2 separate regions of the Homo sapiens genome follow, and region 2 is linked to region 1. A link is an interaction called in ENCODE POLR2A ChIA-PET data of the cell type or tissue named here. Cell type or tissue: PC-9. All regions are shown on one strand. Each heading gives the region's core, and the rest is flanking DNA. Links, peaks and the distances in the headings are about the cores only.

Region 1 (5,856 bases), core at 1,108-5,107:
TGTTTTTGTTTTTGTTTTTGTTTTTGTTTTTTGAGATGGAGTTTCACTCTTGTTGCCCAGGCTGGAGTGCAATGGCGTGATCTCAGTTCACCACAACCTCTGCCTCCTTGGGTTCAAGTGATTCTCCTACCTCAGCCTCCCGAGTAGCTGGAATTACAGGCATGTGCCTCCACGCACGGCTACTTTTTTGTATTTTTAGTAGAGACAGGATTTCTCCATGTTGGTCAGGCTGGTCTCGAACTCCCGACCTCAGGTGATCCGCCCACCTTGGCCTCCCAAAGTGCTGGGATTACAGGCGTGAGCCACTGCACCAGGCCTAATTATAATGGTTTTATAATATATTTTAATATCTGGTTGGGCTTGTTCCTTTCTCTTTAACAATTTCCTTAGTTCTTTTGTTTTTGTTTGTTTTTGTTTTTCAAGACAGGGTCTCGTTCTGTTGCCTAGGCTGGAGTGCAGTGGCGTGATCGTGACTCACTGCAGCCTCTACCTCCCAGGCTCAAGCAATCCTCCCACCTCAGCCTCCCAAGTAGCTGGGACTACAGGCACGCACCACCATGCCTGGCTGATTTTTGTATTTTTTTTTTGTAGAGATGGCATCTCGCCATGTTGCCCAGGCTAGTCTTGAACTTCTGGGCTCAAGCGATCCATCTGCCTCAGCCTCCCTAAAGTGCAGAAATTACAGATGTGAGCCACCACACCCAGCTATGAATTCTCTTCGTCCTTAAAACCAGCTTTTCTGTTTCTTGGGGGGTCTCACAATTAATTTATAAATTAATTGAGAAATAATTGGCATCTTTATAATATTTATTTCCCTCCTTTTTTTTTACACAAAGTTAGCATACCATATAATCTATTCTGCTCCTTGCTTTTTTTCACTAAACAATATATTCCAGAGATCTTCCTTTCACACTTCATAGATTTTCCTTATTCTTTTGTATAGCTGCATAGTATTCCATTGGTAGATGTACCATACCCTGTTTAATTGGTCCCTTACAGATGAATACTTAGACTTTGAATCCTTTGCTGTTACCACCATTACTGTAATGAAATCTTGTGCATGACTCCTTTTGTGTGTACACACCAGGTTCGATCCTACCACAGGGACTTTGCCCTTTCCTCCCCACCACCCATATTCACATGGCTCACTCCCTCACTGCCTTCTTTCTCCAAGAGGCTCACCCAGCCTTCTCAATCTCCCTATCCTGTTAAATTTTTTTCGTATAGCAATCATCACCTTCAGACAGAGTATATATAATTTACTCTTTGATTATGTTTATTGTCTGTTTCCTACCACCAGATTGCAAGGGTTTTTGTTGCTGTTTTGTTTTGGTTTTGTCCAACTTGTTCACTGATTTGTATTCCTGGCACCAGAAAGGTAACTGATACTAAAATAATAATTGCTGAAGGGCCAGGTTTGGTGGCTCATGCCTGTAATCCCAGGACTTTGGGAGGCCAAGCCCAGGAGTTCAAGACTAGCCTAGGCAACATAGCGAGACTCCATCTCTATTAAAAAAAAAGAGAGAGAGAGAGAGAAAGAAAATTTTTAAAAAGAAGCAAATATAAGCATAGCATTTAGCAGAACACAGACTAAAAAAAAAACTGTTGAATTAATATACAAATATATTTGTAAGATAAATTCCTAGAATGGGATTGCTGGGTCAAAATGTAGGTCTTCCATTTTATTTCAAATTAATCTTCTTTTTTTTTTTTTTTTTTTGAGATAGGTTTTCTCTCTGTCCCCCAGGCTGGAGTCCAGTGGCACAATCACAGCTCACTGCAGCCTCGACCTCCTGGGCTCAAGCAATCCTCCCACCTCAGCTTCCTGGATAGCTGGGTAGGTGGCATGCGCCACCACACCCGACTAATATTTTGTATTTTTTTGTAGATGCGGGCTTTCGCCATGTTGCCCAGGCTGGTCTCTAACTCCTGAGCTCAAGCGATCTGCCTGCCTTGGCCTCCCAAAGTGCTGGAATTACGGGTGTGAGCCACTGCGCCTGGCCAGGCTTTCTCATTTATTTGTGTAATAATCACAGTCCTTTTAGGGTTCTTTGTAGCTATGGTTATTTTCTCATTTCATTTCTAATTTTGTTAGAAATGGTCTTAAGAAGGTATTTTCAATATTTCAAGAAGTCCAAATTCTACAGGCTTGCTTGCACTAACTAGCAAAATAAAATGCTCCAAGATTTCCTGCTTTGAGCTAAAATGCTATTAGCTCAGTGGGGTAATGGTGGTGATCTCCTGCTGATATGAAGCTCTGACAGTAGCTTGAAAATTGTTGATGTGTAAAGAGTGGAGTTACAGCTTAGTTACCACTTAAAGGCAGGTATTCTCAATAGACAAGTTTTCTAAAACATGGATCTGTGGTGAAGGTGGTGGTATTGGGGCAAACAAAGGGGTCCTTGGTCAATAACAATGGCCAATAACCGTAAAGCTGTGTTAGGAAATCTCTTCTAGCCTTTGCTGCTTTGTGTTAACCCTTGTCAGCTTGGACAGAAGAGCCATAACCTGTTTAGCAAGAAACAGGTCCACTGTTTTTGTCCTGGATTGCCTGCAGCTGTTATTTCTAAAAGTTCTAAAAGTTCAGTTACCATGACAACTATGTGAAAGCCCCAGAACATCTATCAACTTTGAACAGAGTGAATCTGGATGGAGGTGCGGCAGAGTGGGAAGAGCAAGGTGTGACTCATTCATTCATTAAATGCCTCTTTTTTTTTTTTTTTTTTTTCTTCTGAGATAGGGCTTGGCTTTGTAGCCCAGGCTAGAGTGCAGTGGTGTAATCAAGGCTCACTGCAGCCTCAACCTCCTGGGCTCAAGCCATCCTCCCACCTCAATCTCCCGATACTTTTTTTTTTTTTGAGATGGAGTCTCGCTCTGTCACCCAGGCTGGAGTGCAGTGGTGTGATCTCGGCTCACTGCAACCTCCGCCCCCTAGGTTCAAGCGATTCTCCTGCCTCAGCCTCCCGAGTAGCTGGGATTACAGGCGCGCTGTAATTTTTGTATTTTTAGTAGAGACGGGGTTTCACCATCTTGGCCAGGCTGGTCTTGAACTCCTGACCTCATGATCCACCCGCCTCGGCCTCCCAAAGTGCTGGGATCACAGGCATGAGCCACAGCATCCGGCAAATCTCCCGATATTAAATGAGTTTTGAACACTCCTCAGTATCAGGCACTGGGGATACATAGATGAGCATGGCAGATAAGGGCTCAGGAAGAACTGTAGATTGTTGAAGAGTCAGGTTTTGTTTTGTTTTGTTTGTTTGTTTTTTGAGATGGAGTCTCGCTTTGTCACCCAGGCTAGAATGCAGTGGCGCAATCTCGGCTCACTGCAACCTCCGCCCCCAGGGTTCAAGCTATTCTCCTGCCTCAGCCTCCTGAGTAGCTGGGATTACAGGCACACGCCACCACGCCAGGCTGATTTTTGTATATTTAGTAGTGACAGATTTTCACCATGTTGGCCAGGCTGGTCTCGAATGCCTGACCTCGTGATCCACCCGCCTCAGCCTCCCAAAGTGCTGGAATTACAGGTGTGAGCCACCACGCCCAGCTGTAGGCCTATATTTTAATAGTATCTCTGCCTTTTAGTAGCTTGGTGATATCGGCCACTCACTAAGCTTCTCTGAATCTCATGAGCAGAATGGGGTTACTAACACCTCCTTTGCAGGGTGAGGCTCTGGATTTAGGGCACGTGCTATAGAAATGTTAGTTTCCTTCCTCCTAACCCTGGCTCAGCCATTTACTGGCTCTGTGGCCTGGGAGAAGGTCTTTACCTTCTTGGAGCTTCTGTTTCCTCATAGGTATCTCTAAAGTCGCTTCTACACCTGGGAGCCTTGGGCCCTGATGGGTTAAATATGGAAGCTCTGAGAAGCCAGGTTGGCTGCTCCAGCTCCTTCCTTCCCAACCAAAACAAACCCGGAAGTACAGGTTCTTTCTGATGACAGCAACCCCCAGCCACAGGTTTTCCAGGGCTGGGCTAATTTCAGACGAGAATCCCGTGCTTGTCAGACCAGATTTCCTGCTTTGGGACTTGGGAAATCCAGTTGCCTTAAACTGACCTTTCTCTGGGCCACTCTTCTTGTACCAGGTGGAGAACCTGTAGCAAAAAAAAAAAAACTGGTCACAGTCCGTAGACCCACGGCCTCGTAGAGAACGGCAGTGGGAGTCACGACATCGTGCTGGGTCCCAGGGACCTGGTGTTAAGTTCTCCATGGAGCTTTCTGTTTTTCTTTCTTTCTTTTTATAATTGAGGTGAAATTCACATAACAGAAAGTTAATCATTTTTAAGTGTACAGTGGCCAGGTATGGTAGCTCAAACCTGTAATACCAGCACTTTGGGAGGCTGAGTGGAGAGGATCGCTTGAGCTCGGGGTGAGACCCCATCACTATTGTTTTTTTTTTTTTTTTTTTTTTTTTTGAGATGGAGTCTCGCTCTGTTGCCCAGGCTGGAGTGCAATGGCGCAATCTCAGTTCAGTGCAGCCTCCACCTCCCAGGTTCAAGTGATTCTCCTACCTCAGCCTCCCAAGTAGCTAGGACTATAGGACTACAGGAGCCCGCTACAACACCCAGCTAATTTTTGTATTTTTAGTAAAGTAAGGGTTTCATCATGTTGGCTAGGCTGGTCTCAAACTCCTGACCTCAGGTGATCCACCCGCCCCGGCCTCCTAAAGTGCTGGGATTACAGGCGTGAGCCACTGTGCCCCGCCCTCCATCACTATTAAAATAAATAAATAAATAAATAAAAGTGTACAGTTCAGAATCAGTATATTCACAGTATACCCCATACTCATTAAGCACTCACTCTTCATTCCCCCGTCGCTACCCCCAGGCAACCACAAATCTGCTTTCTGTCTCTATGGATTTCCCTATTCTGGACACTTCATGTGAATGGGATCACAAAATATGTGACCTTTTGTGATGCGTCATTCACTTAGCATAATGGTATTTTGTTTTTTGTGAGACAGGGTCTCATTCTGTTGTCCAGGCTGGAGTGTAGTGGCACAATTTCAGCTCACTGTAGCCTCAACCTCCCGGGCTCAAGTGATCCTTCTACCTCAGCCTCCCAAGTAGCTGAGGCTAAAGGTGTGTGCCACCATCCCTGGCTAATCTTTGTATTTTTTTGTATTTTTTCACCGTGTTTCCCAGGCTGGTCTCAAACACCTGAGCTCAAGCAATCCTCCTGCCTCAGCCTCCCAGAGTGCTGGGATTATAGGCATGTACCACCGTGCCTAGCCAGCATAATGTTTTTGAGGTGCATCAACAATTTGTTATGGAGCAGGCCTTCGTTCCTCTTAATGTCTGAATAATAGTCCATTGCATGGGTACACGTCACATTTTATATAGCCCTTCACCAGGTGATGGACATTTGGGTGGTTTCCACCTTTGGCTGTCACGAATAGTGCTGCTATGAACATTCCTGTACAAGTATTTGTTTGGTTTTTTGGTTTTTGTTTTTGTTTTTTTGAGACACAGTCTCGTTCTGTCGACCAGGCTGGAATGCAGTGGCACGATCTTGGCTCACTACAACCTCCGCCTCCTGGGTTCAAGCGATTTTCCTGCCTCCGCCTCCCGAGTAGCTGGGATTACAGGCGCCCGGCACCATGCCCAGCTAATTTTTTTGCATTTTTAGTAGAGAGGGGGATTTCACCATGTTGGCCAGGCTGGTCTCCAACTCCTGACCTCAGGTGATCCATCTGCCTCGGCCTCCCAAAGTGCTAGGATTACAGGCATGAGCCACCATGCCCAGCCTACAAGTATTTGAATACCTGTTTTCAATTATTTTGGTTATATACTCTCCATAGAATTTTAATTCCCTCAAGCTGGGAGAATCATCCCTGCCCTGCCTTACTCTTGGGCTG
Region 2 (5,856 bases), core at 687-4,686, 530 kb after region 1:
CAAACTCCTGGCCTCACACGATCCTCCCACTTTGGCCTCCCAAAGTGCTGGGATTATAGATGTGAGCCACTGCACTTGGCCTCAAAGCCGCTTTATCAGTGGTCTTGTCCACCGTGAGCTCTGTCCCCTTTGCAAGCTGACTCGCCCACCCCACCAGCAGCCATGTACCTTTACTGCCTCACAGCCCTGGCCTACAGAAACTCAGGCTCTCCAGGGAGAAGTGACCAGCCAAGACCCCCCAAACAGGATCCCTGACCTGCTGGGGGAGATCCCAGAGCAGAAGCCCCAGGACACAGCTTCCAGCCCTGCACTCCGGCTCTCCCGCCTCATGGGGGCTTCAGCACCATCAGAGCCACTCACCACAAGCGTGTACGGAGCCTCCTTCTTTGGCAGCTCCTCACTGGAAGTGGTGGCATCTGCTGAGCTGGGCCCTGTGGGGGACGTGTCAACAAAGCTCTCGTCCACCACCCGGAAGCGGATCTCCTCGCCGGTGTCCATGTAGAGGTCGTGTGCTCCTTCCTCCGTCTCGTACTCCCACACCCACACCTGCTCCGCTTCGTCGCTGAGGGGGTCCAGGGTCAAGGCAGCAACCAGATAGTGGGAGGGGCTTCCCTCAGCACCCACTCCCCGACCCCGCAGGAAAAACCAATCTCAGGGTGAGATCACTGTGGCTGGGAAGTCACAGGAAAAGCAGGTCCCAGCCCCATGCACAAGGCCTGGGCCAAACAGAGAGGAACAAGCGCTCTTGGAGGCCAGGACCCAGGAAGGGGAACATGGGGTCCCCAGCCAGGCACCACGGCCAGACGCACATGGATCTCAGAGCACCAGAGCAGGAGGGGACGAGACAGGGTCCGAGTCCCACCTCTCAAGACAAGAGCAACCTGGGCCTCCTGCCACGGAGCCCCACACACCCTTTTCATCAAAGCCTTGTGACAGGCTGATGGGCACCCAAGGACTTGCCGTTTTCAAGAGGACATAGTGGGATGGGAGGTCACCTGCCCACTTGGATGACAGGTGGTGAGAGAACCAGCCGGGCTGCGCCAGGTTTTCTAACACATCCTGGAGTCACATGCAGACCCAGAGCCGTGCTGCCACCCAGCCAGGGCAGTCCCCCTTGGCTCTCCATCGTCCCTGGCAGAGCCCACACAGGGGAGCCATGGGTTCTCTGGTGGCAGTCCCACTGTTGGGTCCTGCCTCTGTGCCAGGTCCCGTGCTGTGCACCGTGGGTACAGCTGTGACATGTCAGAGTCCTTCCCAGTGAGGAGCCTCAGATTTGTGGATAGCCCCACAGAAACAGACAACCCCAGTACAGCAAGGTGAGGGGTGGGACAGGGACAACGGAGGCCCAGGAGGAACACATCTTAGCCCACGACCCGGCACACAGGCAAGGCCTCACGTCCCAGGGACCAGTGCATGCCTCCAGGGCAAGTGATCTTTAAGATGATTCCTGCAGGGACAACCTAAGTGAAGTGAACCGGAAGTGAATGGTGTCCCCCAGGACACCACAGCTCTAATGGTGTGCAGTGTACAACCCAGACAGCCAAGCCTGATGGCCCCGACAAAGACAGGCATGTGGGCATCACATGACTCCCTGCATGGGAGGCACAGACAGGCTGGTGCCTCTGGAGCAAAAGCACAGGCGAGGGGCAGGCACAGAGGCCAGTGACATCAGGTTACAGGCCCCAAAGGCCACCCTAAGGAGTGGGGACCTTCCTTTGGAGAGGCCTGAGCTCCCTGTGACAAACCACTTTAACCCTTGGAGGATACAACTTGGCTGGCTGCTGCAGTGACTCTGGGGGGATGAGAATGTCATCGAAGAAGCCTAGAGAGACTGGAAGGAAGGAAGCAGGTGACGGCCTGAGATGGGGGTCCCAGTGGACGCCAAACACTGCGGGGTCTTATGCTTGACAGGCAAGCCCTGCCTGGGGCTGCCCACGAGGCGGATGTCGCTGTGGAAACCTAGGCCCCTTCCCCACCTAATGCCTCTGCGTACACCACCCACATAGCGGAGCAGCCCTGGGCAAAGCCCGGAGCACCTAGTCCCCAAAACCTCTGCACACAACAGGGGCCAGTGGGCGCTAAAGACTCCCAGTCACTTCCGCCAGCTTCAGTGCCCACCCTGAAGTCCTGAGTGACGGCCTCACAGTGAAACCGCACTGCTGATGGAGGTCCTCACACAACACATAAAAGGGAGGGTGGGCAAGCTTCTCTGACACCACGGGGAAGGTTCGGCCTCGACACCTGAGCCCTCCCCTGACCATGTGGGTGGACACAGACCTCCTGCCCCCACAGTGTTCCCAAGTCTTGTCTGAGGCGTCAGGGCCACTGTTACCGTGCACTCCTTCTGGGCTGCAGCCTTTGATCTTCCCAATGAGAATCTCATCTAGGAATGGATGAAACACCACGCAGCGAAAATGGACTGGAAATGAAGACAGCCCATCAGTGATGCTGACCGGGGCCCCAGTGCGCTCCCATGTCACCCTCAGGTGCCAGCACACCTGGGGGCCTGTGTGGCTGCTCCATGCCACATCCCCCTGCAAGCCTAGACCCTCCCTTTGTCTCCTGCAAGTTCACAGCATGGCCCCCACAGGGGGGCAGCAGCAGCTGTCCTGTAACTGGGCACTCCCAAAACTGCCAGGTTACTCACACCTGAGCCCAGATTCTGAGCCATCAGTGGCTCCAAAGTCAATTTCAACCTCCCTCCAGGCTCTCCTTCAGCTCCTAAAAAGGGCAGAAGCAACTGGTAAAGAACGCAGGGTTTGGAAACTCCCACCTCCTGCTGAGCAGCAAAGTCGGCCCCAGGCACAGCTCTGACCTGGAGAGGAGGCTAAAAATGCCCTGGTGTTGTGAGGCGCAGGCCAGCAGCCCAGCAAAAATGCCTCTGTGGGTTCTCAGGCCATGCTGCAGGTGGTCCCCACTCACCTGACTGCAAGGAAAACACCAGGTGGGGTCTGTGCCCACATCGCACACTCTGACCCCAGGCCCTGGCATTAGCTGTATGTCACCTTGTCACTCAGGCCCTTGCTCGAAGCCCCAAAGTAGGAGTCCAACGCTGACCTGAGAATCAGCACGCGGCTGCCCCCTGCTGGTTACCAACAGAGTTCCCACCGTGAGGATAAGGCAGTGGCTCAGAGCCAGGGTGACCCACTCACAGCCACATAGCCATGGGGAGACACCTGGTCTTTCTGTACCCACCAGACAGGGCCACCGGGTCGAATCTTGCCTTCCTCAGACAGGTTTAATCCCAAACACAGGCTTCCACGATGCCGTCAACCATTTAGTCGGCCAACATGCCCCCCAGGACGGCAGGGACCCTGGCATCAGCAGGGCATGAGGAGAGGCAGCCGATGGACCTCTCACCCTGGGAAGACACAAACGTGAGCCATCACAGCCACCATGAAGATGACTGGGCCTTGTGCTGACCTCCCAGAGAGCAGATGAGGGCGGCCAAGGGCCACTTACGCACAGATGGAAAAACCCTGTCCCCCACATGGCCCAACATTCAGTTTGGTTTAATAAATCCTCACAGAGGCCGGGCGGGGTGGCTCAAGTCTGTAATCTCGGCACTTTGGGAGGCCGAGGTGGGCAGATCACCTGAGGTCAGGAGTTTGAGACCAGCCTGGCCAACATGATAAAACACCGTCTCTACCAAAATACAAAAATTAGCCGGGTGTGGTACCAGGTGCCTATGATCCCAGCCACTCAGGAGGCTGAGGCAGGAGAATCACTTGAACCAGGAGGTGGAGGTTGCAGTACGCCAAGATCATGCCACTGCGCTCCAGCCTGGGCAACAGAGCAAGACTCCGTCTCAAAAAAAAAAAAAACTTCACAGAGCCTGCACCAGGTTTGTGCCAGGCCCAGTCTGGGCACTGGGCTCACGGGGGTGGGACAGCACATGATCCTGCGCCCAGGGAGCCCCAGGCTGGAACAACCACATCCAAAAGCAAATGCTGGGCACCCGGAGTCCCCCATGGATGGATGAGTAAACAAAACATGCTGGAGACACACAATGGAATATTATGCAGCCTTACAAAGGAAGGAATTCTGACATGCACTACAGTGTGGCTCAACCTCGGGCTGAACCTTCACATGGGGCCAAGTGAAAGCAGCCAGACACAAAAGCCACACAGTGTGCGACTCCATTCATGTACAGTGTCCAGAACCACATCCATAGAGACAGAAAGCAGTTAAGTGGCTGCCAGAGGCTGGGTGAAGGACAGGATTAGCAGTGACTGCTACTGGGCGGGGTTTCTTTGTAGGGTGATAAAAACGCTGTGGAATGGCCCCGCGCACGGTGGCTCAAGTCTGTAATCCCAGCACTTTGGGAGGTCGAGGCGGGCGGATCACCTGAGGTCAGCAGTTCAAGACCATCCTGGCCGACATAGTGAAACCCCGTCTCTACTAAAAAAATACAAAAATTAGCCAGGCGTGGTATTGGGTGCCTATAATCCCAGCTACTTGGGAGGCTGAGGCATGAGAATTGCTTGAAACCAGGAGGCAGAGGTTACAGTGAGCTGAGACTGCGCCATTGCACTCCAGCCTGGGCAACAAGAGTGAAACTCTGTCAAAAAAAAAAAAAAAAAAAAATTGTGGAATTAGATAGTGGTGATGGCTTAGCTGATGAGGGTGTTGTTCCTGGTGGGAGGGGGCCCTCTCCTGCCCTGCTCATATCTGCCTACTTACCATAACCCCTGGAGGCCTGTGGTGCCAGTCACTGTATTCCTCCATTCCTATAGTTCCTCCAAACTGGAACTTGCATCTAGAATTTTTAACAGATTCAACTCCTAGCGTTTAGCAACAGAACTGCCTCATAATCGGTGTTGAGTTCTTCCACCAGGAACTATATAATGCTTGTTTGTCTCTCTTTGGGGGAAGCTAAAAAGTTAATGATCATTGATGAGATCTGTCTTCATAAGGAGTTGCAAAATGGTGATAATGTAATTAAAAAAAAAAGATAGTGGTGATGGTTGCACAACTCTTAATATACAAAGCCACTAAATTGTATGCTTTGAAAGGGTGAATTTTGTGGTATGTGAATTATATCTCAGTGAAAAAACAGAAGGACACAGAGCAACAGGCTGGTCAGCCAGGAGAGTGCTGGATCTGCAGTTCATCTCACAAGAGCCCCACCTGGAGGTCTAGGGATGTGTAGCCTGCAGAGGGGATGCCTGGAAAGTCAGAAAGGATGAGTCTAAAGGACCATCAAGAAGAGGAAGGAAGCTGGGCGCAGTGGCTCACGCCTGTAATCCCAGAACTTTGGGAGGCCGAGGCGGGCGGATCACTTGAAGCCAGGAGTTTGAGACCAGCCTGGCCAACATGGCAAAACCCAGTCTCTACTAAAAATACAAAAATTATTAGCTGAGCAGGCCGGGCGCTGTGGCTCACGCCTGTAATCCCAGCACTTTGGGAGGCCAAGGCAGGATGATCCCCTGAGGTCGGGAGTTCAGGACAAGCCTGATCAACATGGAGAAACCCCATCTCTACTAAAAATACAAAATTAGCCGAGCATGGTGGTGCATGCCTGTAATCCCAGCTACTCGGGAGGCTGAGGCAGAATTGCTTGAACCCGGGAGGCAGAGGTTGCAGTGAGCCGAGACTGCACCACTGCACTGCAGCGTGGGCGACAGAGTAAAACTCTTGCATTTTTTAGAGACAGGGTTTTAGCATGTTGCCCAGGCTGGTCTCGAACTCCTGACCTCGTGATCCGCCCGCCTCAGACTCCCAAAGTGCTGGGACTACAGGCATGAGCCACCATATCTGCCCCGTGAAAAAGTTCTGGAGGTGGGCCGGGCGCGGTGGCTCACGCCTGTAATCCCAGCACTTTGGGAGCCCAAGGCGGGCGGATCACGAGGTCAG

The links. ChIA-PET counts read pairs that join two places held together with the same protein. Peaks named below come from ENCODE experiments on the same cell type or tissue, not always from the same donor. Only the 100,000 strongest peaks of a DNase experiment are listed, where the experiment ranks them.
Region 2: POLR2A ChIA-PET joins it to region 1 with 7 read pairs; 1 of 35 experiments calls an interaction of 5 or more read pairs at or near these places.

What each region holds. Positions count from the first base shown.
Region 1 is chr22:40,999,288-41,005,143 of GRCh38, forward strand. No RefSeq gene overlaps it. Among named protein-coding and RNA genes, the nearest start is that of RBX1, 51 kb to the left of the region's middle. In PC-9, for the core only: no CTCF peak of the experiment used is centred there; DNase peaks (open chromatin) are centred at 2,614, 3,194 and 3,974; H3K4me3 peaks cover 2,441 bases; H3K27ac peaks cover 4,000 bases.
Region 2 is chr22:41,530,327-41,536,182 of GRCh38, forward strand. It overlaps POLR3H (RNA polymerase III subunit H), which reads right to left. Exons shown (of 6, transcript NM_001018050.4): 3 at 2,333-2,419; 4 at 1,768-1,831; 5 at 361-562. Among named protein-coding and RNA genes, the nearest start is that of POLR3H, 11 kb to the right of the region's middle. RefSeq lists enhancers at 1,575-2,383, 2,384-3,192, 2,985-3,034 and a silencer at 4,079-4,373. In PC-9, for the core only: CTCF peaks have their summits at 3,067 (motif pointing left) and 3,269; a DNase peak (open chromatin) is centred at 3,075.